Linked DNA regions of Homo sapiens: region 2 is linked to region 1. The links are chromatin loops, found by intact Hi-C in ENCODE. Cell type or tissue: A673. All regions are shown on one strand.

Region 1 (8,000 bases):
GTGATAGAAATGGCCTACAATCTTGTGCTGTCCAATGTGGTAGCCACTAGTCACACGTGGCTACTGACAGGCAACTAGTGGGACCAAGGAACTACACTTCTTATCTTATTAATTTTAATTTTTAACAAGCATGGACTTGATCCTCAGCAGGGGACTGTGTTGGGTCTACTGATAATTACTTTTTAGTTTAATACTCGTGACTATGCAAGCAAGCTATTTTGTGAGTCCCACGTTAGAGATGGCATCACCAGGGCTCTGGTGGTTAAATGATTCACCCAAGGTCAGGGACCGGTAATACCTCGAGTTTGCCAGAGCAGGTGTCTGACATGGTGCAGCTCTACTGCCCCAATATAGAATTTGGACTTTCCCTCCAATAAAATCCTCCTCTTACAGTCTTTAAAATCATCCTACCCCACCGCCCACTCCCCCTGTTAGAGACGAGGGTTACCTTCACTTACTTTGTGGTCTAGTTTTTAGGCAGAAGGGAACAGCTCCAGCCACCCCCTGCTAGAATTTTTTCATTAAAATAACTAATCTGAAATAATCTGGAAATGATTGTATCTTGCCCTTTCTGTGATAGAGAAGAAATCTCAGAGGTCATGTGGAAGTCTGTCCATCACCGGCAGCTGGCTGACCTCCAAGGCCCTGCCCCTCTGACCCATCACCCTCCCCTCCTGCACCCATTTTTCATGGGAATTAACCTCTTCTCTCTCCAATTTAGAAACTTGGGGTTCTTATTTTTTTATTTCAATGGCTTTTGAGGTACGTGTGGTTTTTGGTTACATGGATGAATTATATAGTGGTGAAGTCTGAAATTTTAGCATTCCCTTCACCGGAGTAGTGTACATTATACCCAATATGTAGTTTTTGTATCCCTTGCCCCTCCTCCCACCCCCCCACCTTCTAAGTCTCCAAAGTCCATGCCACCACGCTGTATGCCTTTGCATACACATAGCTTAGCTCCCACTTATAAGTGAGAACATACGGTATTTGATTTTCCATTCCTGGGTTACTTCACTTAGAATAATGGCCTCCAGGTCCATCCAAGTTGCTGCAAAAGATATTGTTTCGTTTCTTTTCGTGGCTCAGTAGTATTCCATGGTGTATATAAACCATATTTTCCTTATCCACTCGTTAGCTGATGAATACTCAGGTTAGTTTCATATCTTTGCAACTGTGAATTGTGCTGTGATAAACATACTCACGCAGGTGTCTTTTTGATAGAATGATTTCTTTTCTTCGGGGTAGATACCCAGTAGTGGGATTGCTGGATTGAAGGGTAGATCTACTTTCAGTTCTTTAAGACATTCTCATACTGGAAAACTTGAGGTCCTTCAGCTCGTTGTGCCCTCATTACATTTCAGCCCTCAGGTCTTTCAGCTCATTTTGCCCTCATTACATTTCAGCTCTCTTTCTGGCAAAGTCGGAATAACTATGGTAGCAAGAAGATCCTCACCGAGAATGACTTTGACAGAATTTTAAGATCCTTAAACAAATCGACTATGGTCTTACAAAGGTCGCCTGTTTTGTAATCCCTGCTGTCAACAGGAGGAAGGAAAGTCCTGCTTTAATGACACTGGGTAAACTAGGAGGCCGGTTACACTCTCATTTGCTGCTTGGACAGGGAAGTGCATCCGCTGGCCTGGAGACCCCAGAGAGGAGCCTTTCATCTCTAACAAGGAAAACAACGTGGAAACTGTAGCTATGTGCTTGATTTTGGTTTTCCCTGCCCAGCAAACATAGTCCTTTCAGTTTAACAACCCCCATCTCCTATATCCTCAGTACTTGCCCTTTTTTCTTTCCTGTAGCCTGCCTTCATATATTTATACAACATGATCAGCTCGGCTAAAGCCCTGCCCGTAGGTCATTTTTTCCCTGCCCTTCTGCAACCACAACCTTCATCAATCAAGCCTATAAGACATCCTGAAGTAGGAATTTCTGCTTAACTTTGAAATATAAGTGATACTGGTGCCTAACAGCCAGCTTCCCAGTGTATTCCACTGGATCCCTCTCCTCAGATGAAATCACCATGGCCTTAGCTAAGCCGTCTGCACCCCCACCCAAGAGCTGAAGAAGTGAGAACTACACCCACTCAAGGGAGTTCCCGTGATATTGAGTGGGAAAAGTCTACGGGGGGCTGTTTTCTTTGCAGCAAGGAAGGAAAGAGTTTCAGGTTTCAGTCTCTTGAAAGAAAACGATGATGTTGATTTTCTCCCATTATTTTCACTGCTTAAAATTCTCATGGTGCCAGTGATTACAATACATGCTATGAAGTCTTAGCTTCAGCAATGCAGCCTCTCCTGCTTCATGGTGACAATTTACAGTAAGCAAACCCAGGGGCTGACATGGCGATGTTGAGACAGCCACCTGCCTCCCAGCTCAGCCAGCCTCTTCTCTCCCGCGTATACTAGGGGCTCCTGGCTCTTCCTCCCCTGCTCCTCCATGTTGAGCACTCCATTCCCTTGGCAGCTCTCTGGGTTGTTCTGATATCCAGGGATTCGCCGGCCTGATGTAAGCCCGTCTTGCTTGGAAGAATTCTGGAGCAGACACCAGGAATGAAAAGCCGGTTTCCATGGTACCCAGCCGTTTCTCTGAAGCCTGGAGGAAATGAGTGCTTTTTTCAAATTCATTCCTGTTGAACATTTAGCTCAGCAGCAGAACACGTGGAAACCTCAGGGCGAAGCCAAGGGTATCTTTGGATGAACCACATGTGGGTCAGAGGGCAGAGGCCCCCTGACCAGCTGGTGCTCAGCAGATCTGAGATCCAGCTATCAGTATCACCCTTGGTGGTCTCTGGGCTATCGCAGAGCCTGGCCCCCAAACAGAACCAACAGGGCACAGAGAGAAGAACGCTTACCCAAGGGTTGCTTTCACAAATCTGATGGGGAAGAAGCTGAGTCAGTTCCAAAGCCCACAACAGGAGGTCCGTCAAGTGCAACTCATCGTTGAGGACAGAGTGTTGACCCCAGGACAGAGCACCAGGCAGGACCTGCCCCTGGAACACCACCTTGCCTCAAGACAGCAGCGGCTAAAGCCGCCTTCAGTAGGCTGCCTGCCTTGAGGTGATTCCCTTCCTTCCAGGAGATTTAATAGAACTGCGAAAATGGACTTGAACTGACTTCATTTCAACTTCACTACCTTGGCAGGCTGGACATGGAGGGAGGACTGGAACGTGAGCACCACTTAGTGGTCATTTGCAGGAACTGCGGGTGCAACTTGTTCTAGTCTAGAAAGAAATGATTTCAAGTTTTCTTCTACACTAGTAATACTTATCTAAGGGATGGGGGATGTTGCTTTGATTTCTTTTACTCTCAGCTAGTAGAGCATAAACTACAGAGGGATACGCAACACGTGTCTTAAATGTATTGAATAACATGAAATCTTTAAGGAATAACAAATTCATTTCCTAACCTTCAGCAAACTCAAGTGAAAGGAACCTCATCCTTGCCGTTTGTAGAGTTTTCTGAGGGAGCGATTCAAATGCTCCATCAAGATGGTCCAGCAAGGTACCCTCCCGATGGAACGTTCTGCAAACAGCGCCAGTCCTAATTTCCAGTCTTCGGAAGAGGCGATGACCAGCTGCTTGTTCTCCAAATAACAGCACTGAATGTTCACAGGCAGTTGATAGCTCATCTCCACCTTCTTTCTCATGATGAGGAAGCCCTGCTTCTGTTTAGAGTTTTTTTAGAGACAGGGTCTTGCTGTCTCCCCAAGGCTGGAATGCAGTGGCCAGATCATAGCTCACTGCAGCCTCAAACTCATGGCTCAAGTGATTCTCCCACCTTGATCTCCCAAGGTGCTAGGATTGCAGGCATGAGCCACTGTGCCAAGCCAATTTAGATTTTCTCAGAGTCCTGATTTCTAGTCCCTTTTGTTCATTTCATTGTTCTTTTCTGAGTCCTCTCATTCCTCCACACAGTCCTCTCAAAGGAGAAGGATAAACCCGAATGATATTTGCCATCAGCCACAGGGTAGAGAAGCCCTGACTTTGTGGAGGCCTCCTCCTCCACCTCCTCCTCCTCCTCCTCCTCCTCCGCCTTCTCATCCTCCTCCACTTCCTCCTCCTCCTCCTCCTCCGCCTTCTCATCCTCCTCCTCTTCATCTACCCTTATGCATTCTGAGTGATGGGGCATCTTCACACAAGGCAGAGATCAAAGGGGAAACTATATCAGTTATTTGCATGTTTCCGGATCTCCTCCATTAGTTAGTACTTGTAGTGAGATCACCTGCATTTCTCTTTCCCTGTCTGCCTCCCTGAACCATATCCCCAACCACAGCTCCCCAAGCCACAACCATCCTCTTGACTCCAGGGTCATGAAGCTCTGGACCTAATTGCATATTTTGTCCAATCTCACCCGGATTTGCCCACTGTTTCTCTGATTATTGTGCTCCTGTTTGGGGTCCCTCCTAAAATTAAGCCCAATCTCATTTTTTCTTTGCTATGATCATTGAAATGATCAGTAGCTAAAGTCCTATGAATCTCAGGGCTGACTGCTAGCAGACAGGAAGAGTACTTTCTTCCAGGGTGAGCGATCTCCAAGCTTTTCCTTTGCAGAATCTGTGCCCCACCTATGGGGAGGATCACTCAGAATAAGGGCTTTCTAAAAGCTGCTTTCATATTCTATGTTATTGCCTGCCTTCCCTGATAGAAGAAAATTAAATTGGCCTGGTCTAATAAACTCTTTCTCAATATCTTCTGTTCTCTTAAGTGGCTACAAATTGATTGTTCCAGCCTGCTGCAAGGACTAATATTGAATTAACTTCAATTAATAGAAAATGTTTTCTATCTTAAATAATTTGATCTGCTCCATGATTTTTTGGCAACAATCTTTTTTCAAAAAAGAAAGTTGGGGGGGTTATACAAAAGAGCTGTCAATGCCTTCTAGGGGTTGGGTACCATGCCATTCAACCTGGATTATGAGATTGTTGCCTTTATTTCTTTAATTCTCTGCCCATTCTAGTTTGACATTGTCATCCCAATGTCAACTTGTTGAATCTGATAATAAAGATGAAAGTAACAAAAATGATGAAGCCCACATTTCCAATGGCTTGTTGGGAAGAATGAGTTACAAATGAGCACAGCTCCTTCCTCCTCATCCTCATTTTGACCTTCAAGATAATTGGAAAGAGTTGCTTTATGCGCTTTGTGACTGGTGCCCTGAGGTGTTCTCTACGTCTCTACCCAGCTCATGGTTACTGCCCTGGCTGGAGGCTGATGCCATGCCCGCTTTGTTAACTGAGTTTCCCATCTCCAAGTTGTGATGGCAGTTGACACCCAGAGTGTCCTGCAAGTGTCTGCTTCAGTCTGCAGAGGGCTGCTGCCTCTAAAGGAAAGGCCGCTCTGAGACGACCATACTCAAAGCAGTTGTCCTTCAGGAGTTTGAGAAGAAAGAGCTATGAACCATGTCCTCGGCTTCCTACTTCTATGAAATATAGGTGTACTCATTTGGTTTCGGCAACATGTCATCAGCCATGTGTGTCATGAAAAGGACACCAAATTCGGAGCTGGGGCTGAGTTCTCGAGCCAATTCTGCAGCAAATGGAGCAAGCCTAGGAAAATTACTTATGTTCTCTGTGACTCAGTTTCCCTGTATAATCAAAGGATTACACTAGGCTTCCCCCCATGCCCCCACAAGGTGGGAAATGATTTTAGATGGTATATAGACCAGGACTTCAGTAGATTAAATCCTGCCGTGTATTCTCTCTGTATTCTCTTTCAAGTCCTAACTGATGAGTAAACCTCAGTGGGGTGCTAGTGTGCCTTTGACTGCTTCTGACCCCTAATAATCTTCCTTAGTGAAAGGGCAGGACCATGCCCAGGGCTTGGGCGCCAACAGTGTCCAGATGGGATTTGCAAACACCATTTGTTGTTAATGCACTTATTTTTCGGGGTGATGGCAAGGAGTGTTGATCCCCTACTTCTGGTTGTGATGTGAAGTTTCCTTTGAAAATAAATTATTTTAAGGAAACAAAAAAAAATCAATTAAAAGAAAAAATTGAGCCCATAGAAGTCCAAGCACTTGCATAAAAACTGAAGATGCACAGACATGCAGAAATCTTACAGAGACTAATATTTGGAAGAACCTGCTGAGCTCCTACATCCCCTTGCAGATCTAAGATTCTACAATGGGCCTTGCTTTACAAAGCAGGTTAGTCACACTTCCCTGTCACTCTGATGTTGTACAGAAATTGCAGGAAGAAGGGAATTACCTGAGGCTGTTCTTTTCCACACATGCCCACCCTGATCTACCAACACCTCCTTCCACTAACACTGGCCAAAGGCCAAACCAGTACAGAGGGAAGTTTACCCACAGGGACTCCAGGTCCCAGGACAACCCAGTCCTGATTACACCATCCCAGGAACAAGGTGGATACTGCGTGCAGCCTTAAAGCGTGTGTGTGTGTGTGTGTGTGTGTGTGTGTGTGTGTGTGTCTAATCTTCTATTCTTTTTATTTTTTCACAGTTTATTTATGATGAAAAAGTTTCCTGGTAAGTACCTCTCTTTCCCCTTCTCATTTCTGAATGTTATGTTGCAGAGCCAAATATATTGAAGACCAGTGTTGGGATTCAAGAAAGAAAGGGAAGTGTCATGACAGCTTAGAATGAGGAGAATTTCCTAGGAACCCTCTGCACACCTCAGGGGAGAAATTAAATTCATTTTCACAGAGTCAAGACCTTTCCTCTTGGGCTAGAGTGGTGGGGTTCTATTTGAGATCCTAATATCTAAATGTCTTTATTATCCTATGTCTGGACATCATGGCTTAGCTGTGTCTTTCTACAGTCAGCCATGTGCTAGGGTAGAGTTAAGATTTGACTGATTTTTGGGCCGGGCACAGTGGCTCATGCCTGTAATCCCAGCACTTTGAGAGGCCGAGGCGGGTGGATCACGAGGTCAGGAGATCGAGACCATCCTGGCTAATACGGTGAAACCTCGTCTCTACTAAAAATACAAAAAATTAGCCGGGCATGGTGGTAGGCACCTGTAGTCCCAGCTACTCAAGAGGCTGAGGCAGGAGAATGGCATGAACCTAGGAGGTGGAGCTTGCAGTGAGCCAAGATCACACCACTGCACTCCAGCCTGGGCGACACAGTGAGACTCCATCCCCCACCCCCCAAAAAAAAAATTGTGTCCAAACCAAGCTCCATGTTCCCAATCCCACGTTTATCTTAGGAATTAGGACCCAGGCACTTCTGTGACCATTAATCCATTAAAGTTCCCCCTGACTTTCAAAAGATCTTAGAGCTCTGAAAATTGGTGTTGTTGGGGATGTTTTATTTTGATAGAAACTGTTGCCCAAATTGGCCCGGCATGGTGGCTCATGCCTGTAATCCTAGCACTTTGGGAGGCCGAGGTGGGCGGATCACCTGAGGTCAGGAGTTCGAGAACAGAAACTGTTGCCCAAATTAAATATATGGCAAGACATTTGCATTTGGTCCAACTGTTCAAATCCTCGTTTTCGAGATGGGTTCTGAGCAAATCAAGCATGTTTGAAATGGAAATGGAAATCGAGTGTATTGTGCATTCTCGTTACATATTTTCCGAATATTTGATCTACAGAGGTAAGCAATGTGAAATAACATATTAGGAATAGGCGTAGGTAGAAAATCTCCCTGGTATTATTGAAAGCTGTGAATGAGCCAGAAAAAGTAGAGTCCACCAGGCTTCACTTTCAGCAAAATGACTGCTAACTCTTTGTTGGTGTGGGCCTCTCTGTATCTGAGGACATCTCTGACTTTCAGAATTAGGGGGCAGTGGAGAACCCATCACATTGATGATAAATGTTACTTGCTATGTCAAGGTATTAAGATACTTTTGCTAACTCTCCTCTTTGCAAGAAGAAAGAGGAGGAGACAGCTAGGAGAAAATGAGAAGGAGGTCTTCTTTGAATCATAGTGACCAATAGGCTGAAAGGAATTGACATGCCCAGGAGCACCCCAGATCAGAGAACCTCCTTGTTATATCATCCTGGAGGTGGCTGCCAAATGGAGTGAGGGGCAT
Region 2 (8,000 bases), 590 kb before region 1:
AGTAGGATAGTAGAAGTAACAGTAAGAGGGACCATTCTTGGACTTTTGCTTGCTGGCTATAGCAGAGAGAACACTACATTTGGATGCTGGCTGAAGGCATGTTGTTTAGGGCAACACCCCAATTGCATAAAGGGTTGGCTCCCAAGCTGGTGCCATTCCTGAGTCTTCAGCAGGTCATTCCAGCACACATCAAGCCAGCCTCTGGGTGATGGGATGCATGGAAAGACTAGTGAATTCGATGTGTGTGGGCCCGTTGCCGCAGCCTCTTTGCAGTAAAATGTTTCCTGAGCAGAAGCAACATTGTGTGGGAAACCATGGCAATGGATTGTGCGTTTTCTAAGTCCAAGAACAGTAGCTCTGGCAGACGCGCTGCTGGCAGGGAGGATACATCCCTAACTGCAATATGTGTGTGTCCCTGTGAGGACAAAGTGCTGTTCCTGCCATGATGGAGGGGGCCAATGTATTCAATTTGTCACCAGATAGCTGACTGCTGCCATATTTATTATAGCACTGGTGGAAGCCGAGCAGAAGACAGAGGGTAAAGTTGCTGGTTGATGCCGCTCACACATGCCAACCTTCTGGTGGAAAGCCGAATGCAGAGAGGAGGAGAGCCACACATTGGTTCAGGAAACCCCCAAATTTAGGGCTCCTGCTCTGAGACCTCCACAAGTTTATGACGTTTTTAAACTTTCAGGCCCTTGTGGTTGCCTCTTCTCCCTCTGTCAAAACGGAGCCCTTTTGAGGATCTCTTCCATCTTGGTGGGGATGTAGGGAGCCCCTTGCTCTTTCTGGAAGAGTTTGCATTTTAGCTTTACCACTTAAAGTGTTACTGCCTGAAGTCTGGCTCATTCCTTTGTGGCCACAAAGTTGGACCCTTGGGAGCAGAGAGTGTTATTTGATTTGACATCATCTTGACTCTTGAAAACCACACACACCTGGGGTTGCTGGTCACAGAGACATTTTGGGGAAGACTGATTTGCAGCAATTCTCAGCTAATTTTCATAAAATAAGCAAAGGAGAAAGAACGTGGCTTCAGGGTCAGAAAATACTGGGTTTAAGTCAAGGCTTTGCTTTGAGAGGTTCTAAAGGGTATGACTTTGGGGAAGTTGCAAACTCTTGGGGAGATTCAACTTTCCTCTTCTGTAAGCTAGGAACCAGAGTGACTATCCCTCAGGGCTTTGAGGAAGTTAAATATGTTGTGCAGGTTGTAACACAATGAGGTTCCAGGGAGTGGTAATAATGCACCAAGAGGATTTGGTCCCACACGCTGCCTGTGATCCACCAGGCCCCCAGTAATCTCTGCATCACCCCCTGCCCCATCACCAATCCACAGAGTCAATAGTCATGTATTTTGCTAGGGGGTCTCAAGTTCTGAGCCTCAAAGAGGAAGTTGAGCATTACAAAAATAGAGGTGTTATATGGATAAAGCTGTAGCTTTCTACCTGTAAAACCCACCACATCAATCTGTGAAGATGCGGTTCATTATTCTCAGGATGATGCAATTAGTCTTAATGACCTGGCAGGCGCTTGTGAGCAATGATTCTTAATAAAGCTTTCAGGGCTAGGGTGAAAACCACCCACTGCTTGTGTCTATTCATCTCACTCCCAAGCTCGGCCATGCATACTCAGTTTGAATATGTGCTTCCTAAATCCATTTTAAGGGGAATTGTTTAGTGATTTACTATCATAGGCATCCTGGCTTATAGCTAAGAGATGGGCTTGCCTCTTTCAGCAAGAAAAACAGGCCAAGATGAAGATCAAAGGCAAAGAACTGGTGTTCCTCAGGAATAAAGACTGGTGGCTTGAACTGAGCCATCTTTGTGCATCACCCACTGAGTTTAATAATGTACCAAGAGGACTGGTTTTGTGTCCTATCCAAGGGGTACACGACTGCAAACTGGCTTGTTCATGAACCTCTTTCCAGCTGGCACAGCCTCATGGAGAGCTGTTTATCTGAATATTTATAATACTTATAGTAGATTAATAATTGTTATATTCCTGTTCAACAGCCATCCTTGACTTTCTTCCTTGCTAGCCGAAGGATACCTCCTACTCTGAAACAGACTGGATTCTAGCTTTCCCAGACATGCTTTCAGCTAAGACATGAGCACGTGACCAATCTTGACCAAAAAAACTAGAGGGGAAGTCAGTTAAGGGCTCATGGAAAGGGTTTTCTTCTATATTAAAAGAGTAACACAGTGGAGGAACATACTGTATCTGTGTTTGGACAGCATATATGAGAATGCAATGTCAGAAATCTAGTGACCAAGAGAGCAAAGCTGAGAGAATCACAGAGAAACCACATCAGTTTAGTTAGTGAACTAATGGGCCCTGAAGCTGCCCACCTCTGAACTTTCTATTTTATGAGATCATCAGTGCCCTTTATTGCAGGTACTTTCAGGTGATGGTTGCAGACACAGTTGTTTACCTATGCAAACATATTCCTCCATATTCCTTGCTAAAGGAATCCTAATTCAATTAATCTGGGGGGAGATCCTCTACCCTTGAGGGAGATGGGCTCAGCCTTTATGCTACTGGCAGGGCCTGGGGGGGCGCATATAAACCATCCTGGACGCAGGGATGTAAAGGGAAGCCTTCTGGAGGACCCTGGGGAAGACTCTTCTGCCCTAATAAGAGATAACTCTGTGAGCATAAAGGTTCTGCCTGACTCTTCCCCTTTGAAAACAGCATATGAGGACAAGTTGCTGAGGACGTGGCTGCTTTCTTAGGATCAGAAGAAGATGAAAAGAAAACTATAGAGGAGGCATCTTTCTTTGAGCTGATCCCTGAAACAATTGCATGTAGGATTTTAAATAAAAGCCATTTAGTAATATTTAATTTTTAGCCATGGGTGGACATTTTCCTGCTGAAGGGATTTTGAAGTGTTCAAGCTTAGACCCAAGGCCCTGGCAGGGGTTGGCAGAGGTAGATTTTAAGAGTGATGCCGATTTGTTTTCCAGTCTAAAAAAAGGGGGGCTGCCTATCATATCTTTAGAGAGCAAGCGGGAATTGGACTGGACCAAAATATGCAGTCAAGTGAGAGAAGTGGCCCTTTGATTAGGGGCTTTTTAAGGCTCCGAATCCCCAGGCAGCCTGGGACTGTGATCTGGCCATGAGATGTGGGACAGGGAAGGGGAGATGCCCCAGATGGGAAAATCTAGGGCTGTGGACCTTGCCCTCCTGAAGTGACCAAGCCACGAAGACAGGGGCTTCAGCACAGCCGAGGCTGGGGTCTGGACACCTAGTGACCTGGGGCTGCATCGTGAGTGGTGGGAGAGGGGAGGCAGCTGTTGCCCCCACAAAAGGCTGGATACGGCTACTTTTGGAAAGCAGAAGGGGAAAAATAGAGGTACATTTCAGTAATTTGCTGGTGAAGGAAGTCAGTGACTGTTTTATCACCCAGGTCCACAGCCCTGTATTGTACCACCAGGATGATGTGGCTTGGGAAAATGATAGATGCTCATGTTTACCCCCATCTCACCAGATATTAGGTTGGTGCAAAAGCTATTGCGGTTTTTGTAATAGTTTTTAAGCACCTTGAAAGCACCGATGGTTTGTTACATTCCTCTGATGTTCCTGTGCAAGCATCAAATAGTTGATATTTAAATTTAATTCAATAAATATATGTTGAGACCATGCTGTGCCCCAGGCACCATGCCAGACACTGGGATACAGCAATGGATGTTTGCCTAAAGGAGGCTTGTGTGACTTGATGTAAGCTACCCCATAACCCTTGGGGCTGTACCCAAGGGGGGCTTCTATGCTGATCTTTGTCAACCACTAGAGGGCAGAAGAAGGGGCCCTTTTCCTGAGCCTGTAACATCCCCAGAGGGATGGCACCGGGAGTGTGAGACCAGGCTCTAGAGAGCTGAGACCTAAAAGGGAGGCAGGGATGGGAAGAGGGCTCCTTGTGATTATTTCTGAGTGGTGTTCTTGGGGGTGGTTTTTTTTTTCTCTTCCCAAGGCATTCTGCAAATTGGAAAATCACTCAGTCATGCTAATTGTGACAGCGTGAGACCTCTGTCAAATTACTGTGGTGCCTGTGCTCTGGGGAACATTGCCTTTTGAGCTGTAAAATGTCTTCTTTTACAGTAATGAACATCTTTTAGCAGCATAAGAATGCACCAGGGGGTTCCCAAGAAAATGGAATAGGTGGTTTCTCATGGGTAGGTTGCCCTACCCTCAACTTGATCTAATTATAAAATGATTGGATTTTCCTTAGATAATGGAGATGATGAGGAAAATCTACTTCATATTATGAGCCAGAGCTTCAGACTGTGGCAGTTTGTTCGTCCTTGGGCAATTGTGGTTGAGTAGCTAATTGAACAGCTTTGGGCTTTGAGAAATAGCCATACGCCTTTATCTCCTTCTCAATTTTCTCATCCTTTTATGTTTATTAACCTCTAAGCATGGTTGTTCCATCATGAATAAGAAAATTCTGAATCTTTGTTTTCCTTCTCCAGAAGGGATTTCTATCTGCAGTGGAGTGAGCCCAAGTTTACCACCAGGGACTAACTGGCAGAGATTCCTGGAGCACCTGCATGATGTGGGGGGCTTGTTGGCATTTGAGTCAGGAGGAAGTGGAGATCTGAGGCTTCTCAGAGTGAGCTTCAAAGAGTCAGAGAAAAGGTTAAAAGTCCTGTAGTCTTATTTATGTGAGACCTCACAACTAAGGTGACCCTTTAAACTTCCCATGGAATTACTGGCATGAACAACTTGCTACATTACTTTGGAATTATATCCTAGATATTTTAGAAAAATGTCCAAGCAATGCACGACATTGAAAACTGCTTATTTCCAACCATTCGTTGCTCAGTCACCAAGTGCTGGCCATTGCCTAGATCCTGGGAGAAGCGGAATGTTTGTTGGTTAAGAGCGTGGAGTTAGACTACTTGGTTGTGGTCTGTGTAGGGTGCAGGGCAATGGGAATATTTGAGAAAAACCTTAAGTTTATTTCTACAGTCAGAAATGTGTTCCTCCATTGGAAATCACTTCATATTTTTAGAGGAAGTGAGAGAGATGTGGAAAGTGTAGATAGAAAATTTTAGTATGATTGATTGCTAAAAAAAATTCCCCCGGAAAGCTATTTCAAGTAGAAAATGGTGTTATGTGGTCAGGTTGGGGCAAGAAAAAAATGAAATACACCAAGATTCTGAAGAGAGCAGAACATGAAAGATGAGCCATGATTCTTTGTAGCAATATCACGTGCTGGAAGCGTCCTGTTGTGGTCACTTTGTCCTTTGTGTTAACTCCACATCCCCCTGCACTTCCTGTCCCCTCCCACAGTTGCCCAACTCGGAAGCCCTCAGACAGGTCTCCGTGTCTGTCAGCAGCTCTGCCCTCAGGGCTGAGTGGCACCTTGCAGCACTGGCTGGATCCTGAGCAGTTCCTTCCTGTCAGCTGTTGGCAAATGCTGCCTTTTGAGCAGGACTCACCTTCCTGCAGCGTGGGAACTGGGGGTGGTGTCACCAACTGTTGGACTGTGACAACTGGCATGGCTAAGAGTATAGAAAGTATCTCCTACCCTGTCCTGCTCTGCCCTTCAAGCCCGGGCACTTCTTCCATTCTCCATTGTCCAAGGTCAAAGGAAGGGCTGGTTGACTCTCAGCAGTGGGATTCCCTGCCTGCCTGGGTACCCTCCCCAGCCCAGCTTCCTTCTAGGAGGTTGGAAACAGGCCCCGGCGAGCCTGGTGCCATGTCTTCATGGGAGTTGCTTACGTGGTACACCAAGCCCAGGTATAAGAGAGGGACCAGAAATGTCAACTGTTTTCTCGGTCCAGGATTTCTCCTTTGCAATGCCTGGAAGGATTTTTTTATTTTATTCTTTACTCTTTCTATTGAGACGTAACATGCATAAAATGCCTAAAATGCACTTAGGAGTGTACGGTCCTTCTACACCTGTATAAATAGCACCCAGATCAAGATTTGGAATCCTACTAGTATTCCAGAAGGTTCCTTATTTTCCTCTTTCAGTCAATAACTCCGCAGGCAACTACCATTCTGACCTCTATTTTCATCAGTTAGTTTTTCCTGTTTTTGTCATCGTATGAATGGAATCATGCCATATATACCCTTTTGTGTCTGGCTTCTGTGCTACTATGAACACTCTTGTATATCCTTTTGTATAGCATGGACTCTTTCTCTTGGGTGCATGCTAAGAGTAGAATCACTGGGCTATAGGTCCGAATGATGTATTTTGATTATGTTAACTTAAGCATGTGCGAGTTGGCACAACAAATAACACAGCTATAAATAAAAGTAGCTATGAATAAATTATAAGTGAGTGCCCCAGCTTTCAATCAACCACACTACCAAATGGAAGCATATTCATGTCATGTCAGGGAAAGGTGATGGCTACTGATTGCCTGGCTTTGAATCTTTGCTCTGCCACTTCCCTGCTCTGCCACTGGGAAAGGCCACGTCAGCCCACTATGCCTGAGTTTCCTCATCTGTAAAATGCTGATACTATGGCAGTACCTATTTCCTAGCAGCAGGAGTGCCTATTTGACACCCAGAGATTATTTCAACACGTCCTCCTCTATAGAACAAAATGATTCAATACTAACTGCATAGTAATACAAAAAATAACAAATTTCTTTATGTGTTCATTAGTTATGAAGAATTTTTTTTTTGAGATGGAGTCTCTTTCTGTCACCCAGGCTGGAGTGCAGTGGTGCTATCTCGGCTCACTGCAAGCTCCGCCTCCCGGGTTCAAGCCATTCTCCTGCCTCAGCCTCCCAAGTAGCTGGGACTACAGGTGCCCGCCACCACACACGGCTAATTTTTTGTACTTTTAGTAGAGATGGGGCTTCACCATGTTAGCCAGGATGGTCTTGATCTCCTGACCTTGTGATCTGCCTGCCTTGGCCTCCCAAGTGCTGGGATTACAGGTGTGAGCCACTGCGCCCGGCCAAAAAGAATTAAAATGCAATTTTAATAGTATTATTCAAGTTTGGTGAAACACTTTATGTATGAATTAAAATTTTCACTTATTAAGCAAAATCAGTATGCCTTGTCCTTTGCATTCAGTTTTGCTGTTTTAAATCTTAAACACAAAAGCTCCAAGTGGTCACATGGGATTGGAGTGACTCAAATTTTGTCTTGGTCTTCACAATCACTGTGCTATCCATATATATTTAAAATCTTTTGTTTATGTGCAGGCATTGGAGACACACACTGAGCTCCAAGGCCCAAGCACGAGGAAGGATTCTGAATAATTATGACCTTACTCCTGGAGTGAACCTGTCTTGCTGATTCTGCATGTGTCCGAGGCCAACTCTGTTATTGGGAATTCTCCAAATTAACTTCCATGTAGAATATAATGTTTATTAATGGGAAAGTAAAGAAAACATACCAATTTAAAGCTTACTTGTGTATAAAATGAAGTGGTAACTACAGTAATTATTTTTAACATAGTCCAACGTTTGGTAAGGAGTATTTTATCACTGATGTTGTTTGAAATTTCTGGTTCCTGGTAATAATTTAAGAAGGAGATGAACTTCTCATTGGTTTTCTTACTGACAAGGCATCTGTTGACTTTCTGCACTCTAGGTGGAGTGTTCCACTTCCCTCTTCCTGCCACTCTGCTGCTCCCTCAGGCTGCTCTGTAGTTATTCACAAATACTTGCTAAGCGCAACCATGCATAGGGCAACACTTCCGACAATAAGGCTGGGGAGGGGAAGTGAACAAAGCAGATTCCTTGACCTCTTGGAGCTTATGTTCTAAGGAGGGGAGAAGAGAAAATAAACACCTAATTGTGTCCTATGTCAGGGAGCAACAGGTGCTCTGGAGACTAATAATACAGGTTAGGGAGGACAGAGAGGTGGAGAGGACAGTGTCATATGGATGGTCAGGAAAGGCCTCCCTGAAAAAGTGACCTGTGAGCAGAGACCTGGAGGAAGTGGAGGAGTGAGCCAAGCAGACCTCCAGGTAAACAGAGGCCCAGGCTGAGGGGGCAGGGAGGGCCGAGGCCCTGAGGAGAGGCTGGTGTGTCTGGACC

What was found. Peaks named below come from ENCODE experiments on the same cell type or tissue, not always from the same donor. Only the 100,000 strongest peaks of a DNase experiment are listed, where the experiment ranks them.
Region 2: a loop joins it to region 1, with 5 times the contacts of the local background. A loop is called at or near these places in 2 of 110 quality-filtered maps.

The regions. Positions count from the first base shown.
Region 1 is chr20:19,659,400-19,667,399 of GRCh38, forward strand. SLC24A3 (solute carrier family 24 member 3) reads left to right here. Exons shown (of 17, transcript NM_020689.4): 8 at 6,465-6,490. Among named protein-coding and RNA genes, the nearest start is that of RIN2, 95 kb to the right of the region's middle. In A673, a CTCF peak has its summit at 3,192; a DNase peak (open chromatin) is centred at 3,152; H3K27ac peaks cover 1,391 bases.
Region 2 is chr20:19,069,978-19,077,977 of GRCh38, forward strand. No RefSeq gene overlaps it. Among named protein-coding and RNA genes, the nearest start is that of SLC24A3, 140 kb to the right of the region's middle. In A673, a CTCF peak has its summit at 3,774 (motif pointing right); a DNase peak (open chromatin) is centred at 3,814.